Regions from separate parts of the Mus musculus genome. Here region 1 is linked to region 2. The links are chromatin contacts, found by Hi-C or POLR2A ChIA-PET in ENCODE. All regions are on one chromosome and are shown on one strand. The core of a region is the stretch at or near the end of the contact, and the rest is flanking DNA. Distances in the headings are between cores, read along the strand shown.

Evidence for each region. Hi-C counts contacts between places; a loop is a spot of excess contacts on that map. ChIA-PET counts read pairs that join two places held with the same protein, here RNA polymerase II (POLR2A).
Region 1: a map of mature B cell shows a loop between it and region 2 (2.4-fold over the local background). The contact joins the promoter of Lrrc28 here to the promoter of Mef2a in region 2. A Hi-C loop is called at or near these places in 8 of 37 maps with a recorded cell type or tissue (T-helper 1 cell, T-helper 17 cell, T-helper 2 cell and 4 more). POLR2A ChIA-PET finds 5 or more read pairs at or near these places in 1 of 5 experiments (Patski).

What each region holds. Positions count from the first base shown.
Region 1 is chr7:67,643,029-67,648,327 of GRCm38, reverse strand. Lrrc28 (leucine rich repeat containing 28) reads left to right here and starts at 3,092. Exons shown (of 10, transcript NM_175124.5): 1 at 3,092-3,150. Ttc23 (tetratricopeptide repeat domain 23) reads right to left here and starts at 918. Exons shown (of 11, transcript NM_001168475.1): 1 at 483-918.
Region 2 is chr7:67,371,216-67,376,915 of GRCm38, reverse strand. Mef2a (myocyte enhancer factor 2A) reads left to right here and starts at 4,058. Exons shown (of 11, transcript NM_001291195.1): 1 at 4,058-4,203.

The sequences.
Region 1 (5,299 bases), core at 1,843-4,342, 270 kb before region 2:
AGCCCCGTTTGTCCAGAGCCTTGGTGTGAACTTCTGGAGTTTTACTGTTTTATGTCCTCATAGGCAAATTAAGTGTGACAATATAAGAAACAGTTCTAATATATTCCCGAACTTTATATTTTAATATTAATTAAAGTACCTCTGAGAACATGAATACTGGATTTCTTTTTGGGAGAATTTATCCACTTGCTGATTCTGATATAGCATACACAAAATTAGGTTTTGCTTGGTCATAGGCAAATCCACTCCTTAATTTTCAACTTTACAAATATTTGCCCAATTTGAGTTCAAAGTCAACTGTAATTTTTCTTCTCTAAGCAGATGGCTTGCATATTAGGTCTGTTACAATGCACAGACCCAACTATCCATTTGATTAAAAAAACCAAAAATATGAAATGTCTAAATCCACATTAAAGCAACAAATAACGGCAAAGCACAACTTTTTTTGACGCAAAATATGATCCACAATTAATTTTACTTACCTTACAAAATTCCACTGATAACCTGGGAATTGCATTTCCACCTTCATTCTAAAGACAAAAGAGCTCTGATGCCTCTCCCTCCAGCCACGCTCAGCACCAGGTGTTTCCTCTGGTTTTCTTTGGACGTTCCTTTAAAACTAGCAAAACAAAACACCTGGAAAGTTTCCTTAAGGCTCAGTATCTGCAACTTTGTCGTAAAATCCTTTGTGAGTTTAGCGGTCCCATGGAGAGAGAGTCCTTTTCCTTTTCACAGTTCTCTTGAAAATCTGAGTTGCCAATTTGGCTCCCTCTGTATCAAGTTAAGGATTCTACAGCCTGATAACCACAGACAAGTCTAAACAGAGCAGTTTCGTCCTAAAAAAAACCCAGCATTTTTCCATAAAGCAACCCGGTACTTAACAAAACTCCAGGCCAAAGAAAGAATGATAGCTTCTTCACCAATAGGGAGTGGAGAAGAGAAGTTTGTCAAACTTTGTAATCCAATCCCTGGAAGCCAGAGGTGGGAATTTTAGATCAGGGGCAGCCTTTTCCTTGGAATTTTCTTAAAGTGGTATCGCTGACTTGTTGAAGTTAAAAGTTGCCAGAGATTGTAAAATAAATAAATAAATAAATAAATAAATAAATAAATATTTTAAAAAATCCATTTAGAGTCTTATTTTTTAAATATGTAAATTGATCTTCCGCAAAACAACTAAATTTCTAACAGTGGTCATACTATCAATATAGGAATTTTAACATCAATTTGGAGAGGGAGTAAAAGCTATTTTAACATGATTCACTTTTCATGAGCAAAATTTGGACCTCAATGTGCAAAATTAAGACAAAAACTAAGAAGCTGACTCCAGAAATGTTTTCTATTATTCCTTTTCTTGTGAACTCCAATTATTAGTATTATATATACATGTATATTGAAATCATAATTACATCGCTTCCCTTTTCTTCCCTTCTGACCAAGCCTCCCATGTAGCCCTCCTTTGCTCTCTTTCATATTCATGGCCTCTTTTTTCTTTAATTGTTGTTGTTAGTTGAGAGAGAGAGAGTTTTCAGGGCTGGCCATTTGGTATTGGTTAATCAGTTGATGTGCTTTTCCTGGGGGAATACTATTTCTCCTGAGCTCAGCATTCTTTAGTTACCTGTAGTGTCATATTATTTTTACTTACAGATAATTAGATAGATGGCTGGATAGTTAAAATAAGGATGCCTAACAAGAAGCCCCTATGCAAATTAACAAACATCCTTTTGTTTTTGTTTTGTCGAGCCAGGACTGATCAAAAGCTCATCAATTTTTTTTAAAGGACAAAGAATAAGGTTTTCTGTTTGTTTTTAAAAAGATGTATTTATTTTATGTATGTGCATACACTGTCTCTCTCTTCAGACAACCCAGAAGAAGGCATCCGAGTCCATCAGATTAATTAGATGGTTGCGAGACACCATGTGGTTGCTGGAAATTGAACTGAGGACCTCTGAAAGAGGAGTCAGTGCTCTTAACCCCTGGGCCATCTCTCCAACCCCCAAAGGGTAAGTCCTAATGGGGGGCGGGGGATGGATTTGAGACACCTCATGTACATAATGGGTTTCGTCAAACAATAGAGTTAAGTCTTAGAGGAAATTTTAAAGATCGAAAGTTGTTGCATCTCTGTGCACTGCATTTAAAAAAATGTTCACTTTTCTTCCCTGGTACTGGGGCTTGACCTGAGTGCCTCTACTGAGCTACGCACCTGCACCCTTTCTTTTTGAAATACTTGTGATTGGTTTCACCTACAGCCTCAGCCTTAGAGTAGCAGAGGCTTGCTGCATCAGAACAATCGGGTTTTTAGTCTTAAGGTATTCATCGACCGTCTACTTAGCCATACAGGAACTGCCAGGTTATTTCACCAAATTGTGATTGTCCTCAGTTATTTCTCACACTAGGGCCTGTTTCTTTTTAAATTTTTATTTACGAGGCAGTGCCTTCACGTAGCTGAGGCTGGCCTTTACTCCTGTCTCCACTTTCAGATCACTGGGATTCAGGCGTGCAGCACCATGCCTGCGCCACGCTTGTCTAAAGGTAGACACCACCTTCGGCAGCGATCAGTGAGCGTTCGGAGACATTAAATCCGGTGCTTAAGTTCTGCTTGTTGACTCCATTGACTTGCGTTACCTAAGCCCGACGGCTTCTGTTTAAGTCAGACTGGCGGTGGAACAGTAGCCGGAATGGCTGATCGAACAGATGCAAGGCTACACAGGGCGATGCCAGGGATTTAATCGCTCGACGTCGAGTTTGACTGTTGGCAGCGGAATGAATGTGTGACTAAAAGAACTGACTGGAGACGCTGAGGCTGGCGCCATCTAAACAACCCACCTAAACGCTAACGCAGTACACCCACTTTCTGAACACCCAGCTCCAAGCCGGAGCCGGAAGCCAGGACGCTAGAGGAAGTCGCGCTCTCAGCCAATAAGCGTCTGGTTCTGAAAATGACTCTCTCATCCCGCCTATTGTAGGACAGCGAGAACTGAGGCGAACTATCGCGAGGTTTCGTTGCCCTGGCCCCCTTCTTCCCCGAACCCTACTCCAGTTAGCCAGGCCCGCCTCTCCGCAGGCTCCGCCCCGTAGCCCCGCCCTCCCTGTGTTTTTAGACTGCCTACCAGCGCAGCCTGAGCCGCTGAGTGCCGGTCAGCGGGCGCCGAGGTGAGTGTCCGGTCTCCAGGCTCACAGGTCGAAGCCGCTGGCTCGACTCCCCGTGGGGACGCTTCATCCCCGTCGCCACAGAAGCGCCTGGGCCTCTGGGAGAGGAACAGTGGGTTGTCCGGCCTTGGATCCCCACCGCTGCCGTGTCCTCCATGGCCCCTGGTACCAGAGTATCCCGGTATCATCATCTGAGTCCCTGCCCCTGGGCTCCCTGCTTCCGAATTCTTACGACCTTTAGACTCGAACTAACTCGGGCAAAACCAAGACGTCTGGTAGTTTTTCTCCTGGAGAAAACAGCCTTTTACAGATGTTTGTAGTATGCAGTTTGTCTCTGATCTCCAGTGTTAGAGAGCCGGCTTGTGTATTCCGTCAAATTAAGTACTGGGAAGTCAGTTATGGGCTACTCTTTAAAATACCTGTACTTAAAATGGGGATATACTTGAGAGATTATTGTGTTTCTCCTGAGAAGACTGGTGTTGGACTTTCAGAAAACTGAAGGAGCAAATGTATCTAGTCAATACCCGTTACATTATTTACAGTAACCGTGGGCAGGGGGTGACGTTTTGAAAGGGCCAGGAGAACTTAAAAAGGCTGTATTGCCAGTGAGTGCATATTGGGAAGCCAAGAGTACGTTCATCTTTGGAAGCTTTTGGATTTCATTTGCATACACGTAATTTCCGAGTTTGTACGAAGATGCATTTCAGCAGAGCCTAATGATGCTTTTGAAGTAACCGGTGCCAGGTGGAACATTCAGAGAGAGCCATCTGGCTACAGGGAGTGAAGATTTTGAATATGGTTTTTTAGTTTGCAAAAGGGAAACTTTCTTGTGTGTAATCTTTGGCTGTTTTATAAGAATGACACAATGGCTACATTTTATAATTGTAAAAGGCTGCGTTATAGGAAAGGTGGTGCCCAGACTTTGGAGTTAGGACCACCTGCATTTCGGTTGTAGCAAAGTACCTCATCTGTAAAGTGGATTAATGTCTGCTGTGCTGCTTGGCTGTGAAGAATAAGATATTTATGACAGCGAGTTTAAATTGTCTGTGAGTGATCTCAATGGGTAGATTAAAAAAAATCAACCTTGGAACAGTTACTCTGATTTCATCCACTTATTAGCTGTTTGAAAGCTAAAAGTATTTTAGAAACTGTATTATGCAGGCATGCAGAAATGAAGAAACTAACATTCCTCTGGATTTAGGGTTTTACAGACTCTCATCTAAATTGTCCGTAAACAGGTGTGCATATCTATCTAGATCTATAGACATATAATATAAAACAAATAGTAAAAACTGAACAACTGGCTTGCTCTGAGAGAGAGCCAAGGAAATAAATAGTTTGGGATAGGGAGGTGAGTTTAATGTTGAAACCTGCAAGACGAGAGAGGCATTTCCAGCCTAAGAGGAGAGCAGCAACTTCTTGGAGAAGTTTGGTAGCTCCCGGGATTAAGAGAGGTCAGGAACTTGGTGAATGCCACAGAGGAAGCTGGACAGGCAGGTTGGGCCCGATGGTCAAGGAAGCTTTGTAAGGCTTTGCTTTTCTCAATAAGGAGTTGCTAAAGGATTTGTTTAGTAAGACGTACCTGAGAGGAAGAGGTGCAATTATGAGTGTGTTTTCAGAGGCCCATTGCTGTGATTGATACGTAGGGAGTGATGCAAGTGGACATGTGGAGGCCAGGGGCACAGCTAGCCAAGGCAGGAGATGGCGGTGGCTTATGGGTTGGGCAGCTGGAGAGAGATGGCTGGAACTGAGATGTATTTGGAAAGAGAGACCCTGGCCTTGATTGAAGAAACTGTGATGGACAGGAGGTTATCCTTTTCTGACTCCCAGCTGCGCTGCTGTGTGGCTAGAAGGGTGCTTCCCCCACATTTGCTGAGACAGGAAAACCTGGTGATGAGCTCTGACAGCTGTTGGGAAGGTATGACATTGGCCATGCCGTAAGACATCAAAGAACCACTCCCGCTTACTCAGTGCATAGTTGTATGACATTGGGGATGCTGTAAGACATCTAAACCACTCCCCGTACTCAGTGCATTAATTACCCTTCTGGAGTAATTGTTCTGGCTTTGTCTCCATACAAAAGCATTGATGGGACCAGTATAGCCAGTGCTATAGTTCCCTTCACTTTATATAAAGACCCCTGGTAGCCGGG
Region 2 (5,700 bases), core at 2,809-5,308:
TTGGAACGATACAGAGAGTGAAAAGATAATAAACTCAAGGTTTGGAATTACAATAATTGACATGTGAATCTATGGATGGTTTTTGGAGAGCGCTGCAAAATCTGAATAAACTCTATACAGAAGAAAAAAACTACAATATAACAAAATGACAACGTATAATAGGAATTGAAAGACTTATTTGAAGTATGATCATGTAAAACACCCAGCTGTCAAAGATTTGAGTTTTTGTGTTTTTCAAGTTTATTGAATCTTTATGTAGACTTTCCTATGGAAGAATGGAAACAGAGCCAAGGAAAGCTCTTTTATCCCCTTCTGGGAGAGCCTGCATTCATCCTTTTCATCATCAGTCATACGAGAATAAAAGCCCATGTGATATTAAATAAGAAAAGTGAAAACAGCACCTTTACTGCTTGAAAAGAACGCACCAGGCGATGTTCAACGCGTTACACGTGTGGCCGTGTCAGGTTCTGAAGTTTCGGAACAAGTCCATGCACTCATGAAACCCTACTGGGTCGTGTTGGAAACGGAAACATTTTTCCTAAGGTTTTTCCTCTACTCAGAACATTGGTCACTCCAAAATACTTGTCAACATTTACCAGCAATTCTAATATTGCTCACATTGAAGTGAGACTTATAGCTACTTTCTATTGTTAAAAAAAAAACAAAACAAAACAAAAACTCCACACAACCAGCATTCCAGTTCTCTTAACTTCAAAGATTATAACTAGGAGATTGTAATCTATATAAAATACTAAAGCAATACCTTGTTATTCCAAAATTATTTTATCTTATAATGATCTTAGACCAACAAAACCTTTCAAAATTGTCATGGTGATTCACTACATTATTCCTTGAATGTTGACATTTTATTTAAAATAAAGATATGATTATCGATCATATAAGTATGAACTACAGACCTTAGTTAAACTTCACCAGTTTCCCATCTATGTCTCCCTTTAATACCAGAACCCAGTCTAAGGTCCCTTTTTGCATTTCACTGCCATTTCTCCTTGGTCTCCTGTGATCTGTTGGGATGGGTTCTCTCTCTTGCTCCCCAACATGTCAAACAGATGAAGCTTTTCACCGGCTTAGTACCTGTTGGTAGCTCCCCACTGGTGTCGATGAAGGAGGCAAAAAGACAGTATGTTCAGATACTGTACTACCTCACTTTGAACACTTCTAGCCTCATGTATCACTACTTGTTGGCTCTCCATCTGGAGGCTGCACCACGTCAGCCATGGATGGATCCTCTCTTGTGCCACGTACAAGAGGCCCCTAAGTACTCATGCACTAACTTAGAGAAGGGCCATAGTACAAAATGGTGCCTCGTCAGAGTTGGACCAGGTAGGGAAAGGCTTACCCTCCAGATGGGGGAACAGGCTGATGTGCACAAAGCAGCCATTGGGGGTTCTGAGTGGGGACAGTTAGGTAACAGGCAAGAAGAGGCTGCCCTGGTGATCAGGGATCCTGTTTCTTTTCCATCCATACTAAGAGCTAAGCAGAGGGTCCCTGTGCATCCCATCAAGTGTTTTAGATTTACTGTGGGCATGGCCTCCTCTAAGAAGTCTTCCCTAATGACCTTTCCTTTAGTTACTCCTGTGCTGTGTCCTAGGAAGAAGTCCTTTTCAAGGTCACCAAGAGAGAAGCTGTATCGTGTTTTAAGCTGGATCCTTGCTGTGACCTGGCAGCCTCTTTGTAGAAAGAAGGGCTGTTCTTCACTCAGGCCCAGTGCCAGAGCAATGCTGAGTCCCTGCAGCCCGCTCACTGGGGCTTTAAGGAGGCCAGACAGAATAGGAGGACAACGTGCTGCTCCTCAGTCGTTCCTTTGGAGTCAGCAGCACACAGCCATGCTGGGCATATGGTCCACGCCAAGCTGAGCACTGGGAAGTTGCTGGGCACTGGACTTCAGGTGCAGATGCTTCAACGCCTTCCCCCAAACACTTATTTTAACTATAAGTAACAGTTGAGTGTGCTTTGGTAATATATCTTCCAACAGCTGTCTTCTCTTCCTTCCCCTCCTTCTTCCCTCTCTCTTTTTATCCTCTGATCACTCCTAATTCTTAGGCAATGATATTGTGATGCAGATGCTGAGAAAAAGGGTTCTCTCTAAAACTGTGCAAACAGCCTTTTCCCTTGGCTGCACTTATGGCCAAGTCCTCTGCCTGGCTTCTAGGGTGACCAAAAGCATTAGGCGATGGGATGGGTGGACAGGCTGGAGTTGAGTCTCCTGTGTTCCAGGAGGACTGCAAACAGAAGGCAGGGATGGGGGAGCTATGAGAGAGTCAAATGTCTTCTGAAACAATTTGTCCTCTTTGTCCTTCCCTCTCTCTCAGGGTGAAAAGCTGGTGAGAAGGGCCTAGTCTTCACTCTCCTTTACCTTTAGTTTTAGTGGAAATCACCAGAACAGCCATTCTCTTGGAGTAGAACAGTTGAATACAGCTGCTGCGGCTTCTGGTGGGATAACACTCGTGCCTTTCCTCATACCTTGCTGCTTTACACCAGAATTAGTGTGTTTTAAAATCCTCCCTGCAGCCTGGGCACAGGCCTTTTCCTCTCAAAGGGCCTGACAGGCTAGAGGGGAAGATAACAGCTCCCTGCCACCCCCCTCCACCAAACTCCCCTGAACACTGAAGCGAGGCCCTGAGTAGAAGCCCTGGGCTTATTTTCCAGTGTCTGGTAATCTCGTATCTCTGTACTGCCTTTGTGTCAGCCTCTCTCCAGCACATTGCCTTGTTGTCCTTGAGGGAGGAAGCCAGAGAGCCTCCAGCTTCCTTTGTAACTTCCCAGTTCCTCCGCACATCTGCTCACCCACCCCCAAAGACTTGTTTTAAAGCCCTAACCACAGAATTGAGCCTCTCATTTTCGAATGAGGGTTTGTGCCCATTGCATGGGCAGCTCTGGGTTCGGATACCAGCCATCACATTCTTATTACCTCTACAGCGGTAGCAACTTTTGGGGGTGAGGACCAGCAGAGAGTCACCCCCATAAGCCTTCTCTGGACAAAATCAGTAAGTTAACAAAATACAAGTGCTGTCTCAAAGACATCTTTTCCCCTCAGAAAAATCAGTTCGTCGAGTAGTTAGGAATTCAGATCCTTATGGCCCTTCTCTGACGCTGTGTGACCCTGCGTGGTCAGAGTGGTTCTCAGTTTTCCTTTCTTATCTGCCGAATGGGAACAGAAAATGAGGTGAACTTCACTGCGATGTGAGTACTAAGTGAGATACAGTTTACCACTAATCCATACTAGCTAGTATTAGTAGCCCAAATAGGCAGGTTGCCTCATTCTCAAGGTGTTTCTGCTTTCCAAGCCCCTGCTGGGATTGGGTGGCCAGGGACAGCATCCAACTGCTGGCCCGGCGGGGGTGACCCAGCAGCTGTCCAGGCCTGGACACAGGTGTGGCCCCGACCACAGTGAGGGCGTGGCGAGCCGAGGTTTGGGCAGGCCCGGCGCACACGAGGGCGGGGAGCTGGCCTCGGTCCCGAGCACCGCACAGGGCGTCTGGGCCGTCCCGCCGGGTCGGGCCTCTCGGCTGTGGTCACGGACCAAGCGCGGGGACTAGTCACGCGCCGCGTCACCGGAGCCGTGGGCCCGGGCTGGACCAGGAGGCGGCGGGGGCGCGACGCCACCGGCCCGCCACGCCCAGGCCCTCATCAAGTGACCAGTATCCCTTCCAGGAGAACACGGTCCTTCAAAGAGGGAAGCGCGCTCCAGGCTGCAGCCCCGGCGCCAAGCAGCCGTCATCTCCTTCCTGTGCCGGGTGATCTGTCGCCTCACCCACCCGGAAAAACATAGTCCGCCCCTCTTGTCCTTGTGCCACAGCGCTAGCTGTTGAGAAGGCGCGGCTCTCTCTGACTAGTCCCTCGTCTTGTCCATGACAAACCCTTCAGGACCCACCGAGAGCAGAAATATACCCTAAAAGGAGAGCCCGGGAGAGAAGAAAGAGAGGAAGCCGAGAGGAAGGGAGAGGCGAGGCCCGCGGAGGGACACCAAGACGTCCTCGCAGTGCGCACGCGCGCCGCGAAGAACGAGTTCCGGCCTGGCCGAGGCCTGACTCCTAAAAATAGCCCCGGTGTGGGGATCCGTGCGCGGATGTCCCGGCGAGTCCCGGGCTGAAGGAGGCGGCTCCGGGCGGCGCGGAGTGCTGTGGCGGGCCGGGCCGGGGCTGCGGCGTGTGCGCGCCCGCCGGCAGTAGCGGAGACTCGGTGAGGGGCCGCGGGCGGCGGGGATGTGGCGGCGGCTGGGAAGGGGGTCGGGCCGCGCTGGGAGTGGGGGGCACTACCACGGAGGGGCTGCGAGGCCGAGGAGGGGTGCCCGCGCGGCTCCGGGCGCCGGGGCGAGGCTGGGCGTGGGGCGGCCGGGCCCTCGGGAGAGCGGAGGGGCGCGGCCCCGTGCGGTGGGGGCGGGGTGCCCTGGGGCGAGCCCGGGGGGCTGCGGGCGCGGCGGCGGGGGCCCGCGGGGGGGACTGTCGCGAGCCGCCTCCCTGTGCGCGCCACCTCTGGGGCCCCCAGCCGCGCCGCCCCGCTCCTCCCTGAAAGTTGACGGAGTTCCCAGGGGGCCGCGGAGCCACTCGGTCCATTCCTCCAGCGTCGCGGATCTCGGGGTCTCCCCGCTCCGTAAACCGCCAGTGCGGGGGGCGTCCGGCCCTGTGGTCGCACTTAAAGTTCCCCCACTTCTGCTTCGGGGGGAAGGTTGGTTCACTGGGGCGGGAGGTAGGGGGTCGAACTCTCCCGTGGGGATATCGGCGTTAGGTTGTGTGTCTGGACCTGGCCCGGGCGGTGGCCGGGTTCGAGCACCTGCGGGTGCGGGGAAAAGGTCTTGGGAGTCGGGGCTGCAGAAGGGACCCGCTCCTTGCAATCGGGTAGATCCCGCCTTAGGTCTCAGGGTGAGATGGAAACTTTGCCTTTGGGTTCGATGTCATCTGTTTTTGGGCGGTTGAGGATTAAAGATCAGTGATATTGCAGACAAGTTTGGGAAAGGTGAGCGTTTTCTGAATTAGCATTTCCCCCCTCCCCCTGGAAAAGTGTAACTATCAAATTCTTGCTCACTCGGACCTTAAATAGGTCCCTGAGCTCTGAAGCCCCTGTCATCATGATCCAGAAGGCAACGGAGTGTAGACTGACTACACCGTCGCGCTAACCTGTATGTTTACTGTGAAATTGGGATTCCAGAAATTGAAATTAGAAAGACCTGCTGCGATGTGTTGACAACTATTTTAAAACTAATATTGTATAACAGTTTTCAAGTTTGTAGCGCAGCGCATCGTGTTTCTCTTATGTCTTTCTTGAAACATCCATTACTGTATGACAGTGAGGTTCTGTAAAGCAGTAATTAGGTGTATATTACACAAGAGTACTTTCCCTTTAAGAATCCAGCTGCGTTGTTTTGGCAACTGCTAAGTAGTCTAGTTGTCAGTTTTAAAATCTATGTTACCTTGGCAGTACTTGGACAGTCTGAGGAAAAGGTAAACAAAGTAGTGTGTGTGTGTGTGTGTGTTTTAAAACACACTAAAATGACATTTCTTTTCCTGTGAATTTAGGAAATGAGGATGAAGTAACAATGCTTTTATGACATTTGTATATACACTTTAGTTTTGTTTTTGTGTATTTTTGGAGATCTCTATTTTGTCTTGTAAACGGCAACTTTTAGGGAGACATGTTCCCTTAAAGATGATTTAAATTATAGTAAATGTAATATTATAC